Regions from separate parts of the Homo sapiens genome. Here region 1 is linked to region 2. A link is an interaction called in ENCODE POLR2A ChIA-PET data of the cell type or tissue named here. Cell type or tissue: A673. All regions are shown on one strand. Each heading gives the region's core, and the rest is flanking DNA. Links, peaks and the distances in the headings are about the cores only. Region 1 has its middle 80 kb from the start of DACT1. Region 2 has its middle 28 kb from the start of DACT1.

Region 1 (5,380 bases), core at 69-5,068, 52 kb before region 2:
GGCTAATTTTCTATGTTTTTAGTAGAGACGGGGTTTCACTGTGTTAGCCAGGTTGGTCTCGATCTCCTGACCTCGTGATCCACCCGCCTCGGCCTCCCAAAGTACTGGGATTACAGGCGTGAGCCACCGCGCCCGGCCCAGTCCTTCCTTTTCTTTGTATCTGAATAGAAGTAAAGACCCGGCGGTAATCGCATCCCTCTCCATTTAGTATGGAAACCACCTCTCTCCTTGCCCTATTTCCTTCCATTTTTGCCTTCTCCATTTTTCCTCTTTCTCCCCAAGGCATACAAATTGTATGCCAGATACATAATATGCTCAATCATTAGTATTGAAGGATGACCCTGGTAGTTGATGTCCATGCCTCCCTTAGACAAGAAAGCCCTACATTCTCCACCTTACCCAAACACCAGGTATTAGTCAACAGTGGGGCAAGAACAAAATATAAGGATATAAAAGGTGCCTGGAGCAGAGGGAAGAAAAACAGTTAAAGCTGGAATTCTTTGGTTTTCAAGTAATAAAAACAACCCAATCCCACCTGATATAAGCAAACCAGGGGGAAAAAAAAGGTATTTTATGGGCTCATAAAACTGAAAAGTCTAGGCTGGGCATGGTGGCTCACACCTGTAATCCCAGCACTTTGGGAGGCCAAGGCGGGTGGATCACGAGGTCAGGAGTTCAAGACGAGCCTGGCCAAGATGGTGAAATCCTGTCTCTACTAAAAATACAAAACTTAGCCAGGCACGGTGGCAGGCACCTGTAATCCCAGCTACTTGGGAAGCTGAGGCAGGAGAATCGCTTGAACCTGGGCAGCAGAGGTTGCAGTGAGCTGAGATCATGCCACTGCACTCCAGCCTGGGCAACAGAGTGACACTCCATTAAAAAAAAAAAAAAAAAACTGAAAAGTCCGTGTTCAATCTTGCCTATTGAAGGAGCTTGGATCAGTCACAATGTCTCTGGGCTCCTCCTTCTAGCAGTTCTTCCTCTAGATAAGCTCCAATCCATGACTTCACAAAAGTATTTCTAGAAAATTCAGGCTTATATCTTCAGAAACCTCAGTCCAACAAAAAGAAAATCTGCTTCCCAATACCTCAAACACCAATGCCAAAATTGAATTTCTTTTGGCTCTCATTGGCCCACTTTCAGTCACATGTCCATGGCTGAAACATGGCTGTGGCCAAGAGAATGGACTGCACAGATTGGCTCAACCTAACCTAGTTACATGCTCCACTCCTTCAGGCCCGGGGATGAAATCAGCCTCACAGGAAGCACATGGACTGAGAATAGGAAAGGGGAACCATCGAAGTAAAACTGTGTCCCCAAGAAGGTTGTGCAGGTGCTGAATGGCAAAGTTAGTAAACATTCATTACACTTCCCCAACGCTGCAGGGATGATCAAGAAATCCTTCATAGAGAATTAGAAGAGATTTTAGAAGGAAGCTGGGAAGGATAAGTAGGAGTTTGACAGGCCAAAGGCTGCAATGACAGTAAACAGGCCATTCAAAGCCGAGAGAACACCATGCAAAAATGCAGTGGACAGAAAAAAAGTCTTGATTTTTTTCAAGGAAATGCAAGTAACTTGTCTATAGATGTGCTGTGGGAAGTTGCAATAATTGAGGCATACAAGTAGGCTGATTGTGTTGGACTTTATATGCTATACACAGGGATGCAGAATTTTATCCTGCATGGAGAGATGAGGAACACTGAGATAGATATGTTGAGCAAGCATTTAATCTCTTGAGCAGCATGGAAGATGTGTTGGATTGGAGACACAAGGGCTGTGGGAATGGAGTGGAATCTCAGTCAAAAATGTATTACATAACCTAAACCATGGGAACTGGCCATGGGGATTAAGAGGTGGGGCTAAACTTAAGAACTATCTAGGAAGTAGAACTGATAGGCCTGATGACTGACTGAACTGGGGGAGAGAGGCAGGATGCAAGAGAAAGAGAAGATTTCTCGCTCAGGTTTCTGAATTAGAGAACTGTATAAAATGAAATGCAGGTTTACTAAAATGCCAAATTAATAAAGAATGGCCATTCCATCACCATTAAGTCTTGAATCTAACTTTCCAACTCAGAACTTTAATAAAAACACATGCCAGCAATCTTAGTTACTCTTCAGTATTTATAAGTCTTGTGTGACTAACCATTTCATTCACGAACTCATTCTGCAGCCCCCACTGAAGCCCTTCCCCTCACCACACACACACACCCACATTGTATCTGTTCTACATGGGTTATTTATGATGCAGCTGTTTTAGCAGTTGGGATCCTCATGCTGTTCTATCATCATAACACACAAAACAAACAATTCCTTCCCACCGTCTTTGCTCCTTTTGATTTCCAGCTCAGTAAAGTTGCATATTGAAAGAAAGGACATATCATCCATTCTAGTCCATAAATAACATAGCTAAGGTCATCCTTGAAGCAATGAAACTCTCAGGGTGACCTTTTTTTCCTCTAAAAAGTGAACTTTGAGTCATGACAGAGTCCATCAGAAACCACCCTGGTATTTATTTATGTGTTGTTGTGTTTGTGAATGATAGCCCTGCAGGATATCCTCTTTAAGCTTTGCAGCTGTTGATAATGGGTCCCTGCCCAAGTGTGGATTTATTTTACAAACATATTTATCATCTATCAAACATATTGGCTGGCAAAGGTTTTGTATATTCCATGGCTTGTAACATTCTTGCTCCTAACTATTCTGAAACTACTGAAACACACTCATATTGTTCTTGTCCTCCCTTCTAGAAAGAACTGAAAGGCTGACTTTGTCTGGGAGGTAATAGGATTAAATTGCATTTATGCTGAATCCACAGTGTGTAGGGAGCATGAAGCTGTTTTCCAGATGAATCAGCTGATTCTTTGCATTTTACAAGCTATCAGAGGCATTAATGAAAATGCAAGAAAAGCTAACCAACACTTGATGGCAAATAAAGAAAAACAAAGGAAAAAATGAGATTACAGGACAGACATATCATCTTCAGGAGATAGTACTCAGCTCACTCACTCAAGAATCCAAATTAGGAGCTGTGTTTCCAGAGACATGGGCACATGCATTCCCAGAGTTCTAAGTCAAGGAGAAGGTTTGCCAGTGTGCTACATGAATCCCTGTCTTCAAGTCATTCCCACCAGGAGAGGCCAGGGAATGACACCTGGGATGCCAGACTGTTGCTGGCAGCATCTTCCCAAACCAAAGGATCCTGGTAAAACCAGATCCAGTCCCAAATTGAACAGAACTTACTTTGGCTCAGAACATCATGTCCAGAGCAAAACTGGAACCAACCTGGACCGCAAGCAAGCGGGAAATGCTGCTCGGCTAACACTGCTGGTGTTCATCCTCACCTAACAACTCATTCCAGCTGGACAGGAAATCGTAGGCTAGAACTTTGCTTTCACGTTTGACATCTTTCTCTTCTGGAAGCATAAGAAGCTCTCCATTTTTCCAAAGTAGATGAAGAGGATTCAAGCTTCCCATTTAAATTTCTTTTTAATTTCGTTGGTCTTTCTACCCCATTTCCTGCTTCATTATATTTGCTTATCACTCCTCCCCTCACTTTTCCATTTCCTTTATCACACTCCTCTATTCTTTTTGTCTCTTTCAGTTTCTAAATTTTTCCCTCATCTCTACTTACTCTCTTCTCCTAAGAACTACTTTCATTTGAGGCATTAATGTTTTTACTCCCAGAAAATTATGCCAGCCTAAAAGGTTACAACATTCAAATAGAGAAAATACCCCTCCACTAGGAAAGCAAGACTGAGGAAGCCATCAGATAAAATTCCTTAATGTCTGACCCAGATCATGTCACAAAATTGTGCTGATATAAACTACACAGTTTAGCACAATTAATATCACAGTCACTCTTTCAAGTTCATATTTCTTTAACACTTTAGTCAGCAAAGTTTTGAGGGCTCTCCTGTTGTAAGAGCAGAAGGTGTTAATGCATGGCAGGGCTCCATTAAGCTGCCTCCATGCAACTAATACATATCGCCAGTCTTCTCTGTCACCCAGGCTGGAGTGCAGTGGTGTTGACTATAGGTCACTGCAGCCTTGAACTCCTGGGCTCAGGTGATCCTCCTACCTCAGCCTCTCTAGTGGCTAGGACTACAGGCATGTGCCATATAATTATTATTATTTTTTTTTTTTTGTAGAAACAGGGTCTCATGTTACCCAGGCTGGTCTCAAACTCCTGGCCTCAAGTGATCCTCCTGCTTTGGCCTCCCAAAGTGCTGGGATTACTGGCTTGAGCCAATGTACCCAGACTCATCAAGCCTGAAACCCTCTGCCAAGCCTGAAAATCCCCACCTTAATGGTCAATCATCAATAAAATAAACCAGGAATGTTTTTCCAGAGCCCAGCGGCAACTGACCTCTGTTTTCTCTAAACCATGAGTAACTAGTTATTTAATCAAGTTAGATAGTTGATATTTGGGGCATAGAAAAGATGAGGTGCAAGATAGGTATTATTCAAATGCTAGAGGGAGAGGTGGGAGGGTGTTGGACGCAGCTCATTGGGCTGCAAGTGACAGAAATGCAATTTTAACTAGCAGAATTGAAGGAGAAATTTATTAGTTCACAGAAACCAAGGAAGGGTTGAAGGATCAAAGTGAGAGAAAGGCAAGGATCCAGCTTTGCTTAGGAGCACTTGGAACCAGAAGCACGTATCATGGTTTCATCCGCATTTCTGCTTCTCTCAATACAGCAGCACCACTGCAGATAAGTTTCCTCCCCATGGCAGGAAATAAAGACTCCCAGAGCTCCCCTGAGCTTTGCAACCACTGGCACTTCCAGAGAGGGACTGACTCTCTTCTTTACTCTAGTTTGCAAAATTCTCAAGGCAGGAGTCTGATTGCCCCAGACTTAATGCCAACTCTAGGCTAATCAGCTGTGGCCGTGGAGGTCACTGTACATATTCATAAAAGATCATGGCAGCTTTCACTGGAACCACATTGTAAGAGTAAAGGTAGGAGAAGCTCTCAAAACATTTAGTGGGGTAGTGTGGGTTGGGGTGCTAGTCTCAGACAAGAGGCTATATTGAACAACCCAAACGCTGAGAGCCCACTGAACAGAGACCTTGAATAATGGGGACAGCAACAGAACAGACACTGACCACAGAGACCAGGCCAGGGAGGGTCTTGGGGGACTGATAACCCATATCAGAGGTGAGGGTGGGGAGAGAGCAAGCTGTGACTTTATTGCAATTCTATGTAGCACTATTCCTATCCTTGGCTTCCCAGCCCCAGAGGTTACTAGACCTGACAACAGTAGACATACAGAGTCCTGGACTTGCCAAGTCACAAAGTTCAAATATTTAAGTAAAATCACTTTTCCTAAGTGTCTTAGATATCCTCAACCAAGCAAGATTTTAAAATATTATACCAC
Region 2 (5,380 bases), core at 268-5,267:
GCAGACTAACACAGTAAGGGAGAGGGAGAGCGTTGCCTGCACCCGAGGGTTGCAAGGCTGGATAAACAGAAAGCCTGGCACTCAGCTTTTGCCTTGGGCTATTGGCTAAAACGACACTGTCTAGTCAAGCAACGTTATCATAAGAAAAACAGGAGAAACCTAATGGTTTCAAGACTAGCACATGGGGAGAATGTGAAATCAGGATGAAACAGCCCGTCTAATGAGAGTGCCAACATTTCTAAAGGACTTCAGGGTCAGTGGAAGTGAAGGTTCATAGGGTAGACACAGCTCTGGATGCAGTCAGGTCCCCAACAATCATCTCAGTGGTTCCTCCAAAAAAGAAGGTCTGACTTGTGCTCTCTGGGTGTTTTTCTGGCCTTTCACTGCCTGCCCGCCCTCACAGAGGAGACACCTCTACTCCCCATTCCCATTCCCACCACACCCACCTGGCTCCTGGATGCACAAGCCCTTCCCAGTAGCCCAGGCCCCTCGAGCCTCACCTGTCCACTGTCATCTTACTCAGTGGTGTGTGGCTTTAGGCAGCACACCCTCTCCAAAGGTACCTCTCACCTGAGTGATAGGTACTCCAGAAGGCGAGCACAGTTCTGAACCCAAATTCTTTATAATTTCACCCAAACCTAATATACAAAAATAAAACAAAACCATACTGAGTGTAACAATTGGGGCCATAATAACTTTAGATAAGAAATTTCCATCATTAGGAAATATAATGGGAAAATCAGTAGTATGTGGGGGAAGGCATTATAGGGTGACTTAAATGGACATCTATCTGGAAGCAAAACAGTGTATAGGTGTCAAAATGTGTGTGTCATTATCAGATACAAGTAGTTTCTTTTATTCAGAGGCCTTATTTTTAGTGACAACCTCATTTTTTTCAGAAAATAATCTGTTCATCACTAAAACTACTTCTGGCTGGTCAGAAACACCACCATCTCAGAGAGGGACTTGAGAGTGACATTAATGCACCAGAGAGAGGCCAGCAAAAAGTGAGGGTGACTTTTATTCTAATGGCTTTCTAGGGAATAAACACCCATAGCAACTCTTCTGCTCTTTCATTATAATTTTTCTGCCATGGTCTATTTAGCTGGGAAACATCTGAAGCCATTTTTACCTAATAAATACCAGATCAAACTTTTCATTGACTTTTTTCTATCATATGAAGTATGTCATTTAAGACATAAGGCAGCCAACATTTAGAGCTACTTTTGAGGATTTCATTACAAAATGTTACTCTTCCCTCCCCCCTCACATTATGAGCTGAGCAGCTTTCAGTACTTGAGTCACATGTATCTAAATGAGGTAAATGTTGAGTTTAAAGCAATTAAGGAGGAGGAGGAGGGATTATTTTTCTTTTGTAATTGGAGAGGATATGTTAATTATTTTTATTTGAAAAGTCAAATCATGCAATTGAAAGCAAAATAAATAAGCATTTCAGTCTCATTTCTCTCAAATGGCCACTGGATGCCTTGAAAGCAAAAAACAACATGAACATCAGATTTAATAATTTTCTAAATAACCAGCAACAAATATGTTCCAAACCTGCAAATAAAATATGAATGCACTTTGTCAGCTAGACACTGAAACTTGAGATGAGGGGCCAGAAAGGTAGAAAGTTACTTAATGGTACAATATAGTACGATATAAGCCTGAGAAAACACCAAAGAGCCTAAGAAGCCCCTTCAAACACTGCTTCACCAGAAAAAATTAAGAGCTGCTATGACCCAACCAAATACCTGCCCCCCAAATTAAGAAGGGTTGATAGGCCCTTCCAGGCCATCCTCCTGCCTGAAGACAGAATGGACATCATTCCAGAGAGACACAAGTTACCTGTCTGTCAAGTGGTTGCAGGAGAAGCCTCAGCTTTCTCCTGAAAGCCATCATAATGCCACAGTCACCACTGCCATCACCTCTTTACTTTCATCTAGCCTGACTCACTTTTTCTGTGAGTTTATCCTTAGTGAAAACAAAGAACAGTTGGTCATCATCTTCTTACACTAATAATCCATCATCTAATTAAGACCGTTTTATGCACCAATAGCAGACTTTTCTCAATGAATTATCTCCAGGCCTCTAGCATCTCCTCTCTGACATAATTTTTTTTTTCTTTTTTAGGTCTTTAGTCATTCTATGGCTCTCCTTTAAACAGCCTTCATGTTTCCCTTCAGGATGTGATGACCGGGCCTGGATACTGTATTCCAACTGTGTTCTGATAGTGCTGACTAGAATAAGGTTATGCCTAACAGATCTGGCAGAGACACAGACAGGAACCAAGACTAGAGATGGAAAGTTCCAACAGGCTTCCGGTCTTTGGTTCTAGTTGGTTCCCAAGGTCCCAAGTCACTCCTGTCTCCTAATAATAAGTTCCCTGATTTTGCTTAAGTTGTCACCACTGTTTTTTTTTTTTTGATACTTGCAAACTTCTCACAAATATATCTGTGTTTAACAGCTGCTCCCAGACATGGCTGCTATAAGACTGACAAGGCTCAGGTCCAGAGCCAGGCAGAAAGAAGGCCTTAAAAGCAAAATGCCAAAGCATTGGCCATTTGACTATGCCCAAAGACCATGTCCTAGAAGTTCCCTCTTCCACCATTGACCCATCAGCACTTAAGCTTCATGACTTCTGTAGATTTTGTACTCCTAGCTAGCTCTACCTAGATGATTGGTGCATTATTATCTTAGATAATAACACTCAACACCCCCAACAGCACAGCTCTAGCCACTCCTCAGTCTTTGCTAAAATCATGATCATCTGTTCCAAAGCCATTATTTTATAGGTATAGAAATGGAGGCTGAGAAAAATATAAAGTGACAACATCAAATGTATAACCCTAAAACAAGCTATTCACTGGACTCCTGCCAATCAATCCACAACTTACCCTGGGGGTCACTGAATTTTTCAGCAATACCTACATTATGAAGCAATTTGCTATGCCAATATTTGCCAGTGTGACCTTCCCCAAAGTGTTTTGTGGTTCTCTATTTCCCCATTTGCTTCTCAGAGTATTTTGTTTCTCTGAACACCAGCACCCTTGGACACCTAGCCCAATGGCCAGTGGTTTTGACCTTAGTTCACCTAAAAAAAAAAAAAAAAAAGGAGAGAGAGAGCGAGAGCTACTCATACAGGAGGAATATCTTCCAGGAAACCTACCTCAAAAAGATTGTCCACTAGAAACATGAGGCAGCTTTTCATTTCCCCTTTATCAAAAATCGTAAAATTGACTCTTCTTCTTATTCAGAATGTATGAGTCCTAGTAAAACTCCTGCTTTCCTAGTTGAAAACCCAAGTCAGAATTTTAAAATATCTTATTTCCACACTATATAAAGGTTATATGCACTGTTATGTCCCTTTCTTACTGTCTTTTTTTTCTCAAGTTCACATCTCAGCATTCCCGTGTTGAATTCTTCTGCTTTTATCTTTAATTACTTCCCCAGGTTACTGTTTACTATCCAGCCCTAATCTCTGCTATTCTGACTACCCTTGCCTTTTCCAAATTCCCATTTTAGGGTCCCTTAAGAACTTAATCAGGTTTTTTAAAAATTTAGTGCCCCATCAATCATGAACCCTTCTCCTAAGCATTCACCTTATATTTTAATATTTGGTCATATCAGAGGAAAGCTAACTTGACTTTCTTGGGAAACTTTGTTGTACATATTTTGTATCCTGTTCTATTTCTAGCCTCCCCTCTGTAGGTCTACACACTTTTGCTGGAACATTACACCTAATCCATTATCCAGAAAATGGAAATATAATACTAAGTGGTTTACTGCAGCCCCCATTTTTTTCATAATGACATAAAAAATTATGACACTTAAAAGCCAATGATCCCTGCAGTCATTTATCCTCAAGTAAGAATAAGTTTATTCTTGTGGAGCAAAATCTGTATCAGATATAGTTCTCACATTGTAAGATATGTACCCTTAATGGATAACATCAGGGCAGCCTGCAAGCACCCAGCATCCATTCTGTACCCTGATGGTGCAGAGCCCATTATCAGAAGGCAGGTAGGCTCTTACCATTCAGATGGAAGGGCCAGCCTTTCAGAAATTCACTGAAGCCTCAATGTCAAATGTGGTTTCACAGAGAGATAATGATTCCTTTCAAACAATGGGAAAATAACTGAGGAAAGTCATTATGTCACTGTTAAAAAATGTTCTCAATGATCCTGCCCTAGCTGTTACCTAATCTGAGTTTTATTTCTAAAGGCTCCTGAGTGAGAAGACTTAAGCACTGCACATACCCAGCTCATGAAGTAATTGCTTTCTATGTAAATCAAATATCGGTAGCAGAATGTGAACAATGCTGGGGTGAAGGGGTGAGGTTACTGGGGGACGATGTAGCAGCTAAAGAAGTTTTAAAACTACACCCACTTTGACAGAGCTCTTAGTCTCTAACACCAACTGGAGAACAGGCAAGCATCTGGCAGATGAGGGCTGTTTACAGAACACCAGCTGCTGGCCTGAGGTGGTTTCTCCAGAGCCATCTGCTTTTAAAGAGGCCCTCACCTGGGCTTCCTGGGGGAGCCACAGGCTATGAGAGATACCCATCCATGCTGACAGCCACATCTCCAGACAGCCTCCTTTGGGAGTAACCAGTTGTCCAGGTATTAGATTCAGTCTCTCAGCCTGGGGCAACTGTGCAACTAACCTTTTCTGATGACCTTCTTTCAAGCCTTCTGCTCCCACTCAGCTCCTGTGAGTTAGCAGCTCTCCTAAATTCCTGATAAAAGAAGTACTGCAGACATATTTCCTGCCACTAGAAATCGGCCCTTGACATCTTCCCAATAAAATATTATGCAGCCATTTGAAATGATGACGCGATTAGATTTATTGGTCAAAAAAAGTTCACACTAGATCGTTAAATTTAAAATGCAGGTTATAAGACAGCAATTTGAGAGTATTTTTTAAATCAATGTTTAAGTGAATGTATTTATAAAAAGGCACTAAAAGGTCTGGAAGAGCTTACATCAAAATATTAACAGAGGCCATCTCTGGAGATTACAGGTTATTTTTTCTTTATGTTTAACTTTATTTTCTAATTATTTAATGTATGTGTACTCTATGTATAATTTTTAAACTAGTAAGTTAAGAGAAAGAAATTCAGCCTCTAAATACGTGGACCAAATTTTCACTCCTCCCTTCTTTATGTTACTTGTTTTTGAGACAGCAGTTATAGAACAGGGGCACTATAGTTTCCCAACTCTCAGGGAAACCTCCATTGGCCACAAGAGTCCCTTGAGTGCTCTGTGCCCTGCAAGAGAATAGAAGAGCCTTATAGAGAAAACTACAACCTTGGTGAACCACCGATTAAACACAGCAGAACCACAGGAGGCTTGCAGGGGGAAATCTAAGTAACATGGCT

What was found. ChIA-PET counts read pairs that join two places held together with the same protein. Peaks named below come from ENCODE experiments on the same cell type or tissue, not always from the same donor. Only the 100,000 strongest peaks of a DNase experiment are listed, where the experiment ranks them.
Region 1: POLR2A ChIA-PET joins it to region 2 with 5 read pairs; 3 of 35 experiments call an interaction of 5 or more read pairs at or near these places.

What each region holds. Positions count from the first base shown.
Region 1 is chr14:58,714,873-58,720,252 of GRCh38, reverse strand. No RefSeq gene overlaps it. Among named protein-coding and RNA genes, the nearest start is that of DACT1, 80 kb to the right of the region's middle. In A673, for the core only: no CTCF peak of the experiment used is centred there; a DNase peak (open chromatin) is centred at 2,802.
Region 2 is chr14:58,662,843-58,668,222 of GRCh38, reverse strand. No RefSeq gene overlaps it. Among named protein-coding and RNA genes, the nearest start is that of DACT1, 28 kb to the right of the region's middle. RefSeq lists enhancers at 4,053-4,553, 4,554-5,055. In A673, for the core only: no CTCF peak of the experiment used is centred there; no DNase peak of the experiment used is centred there.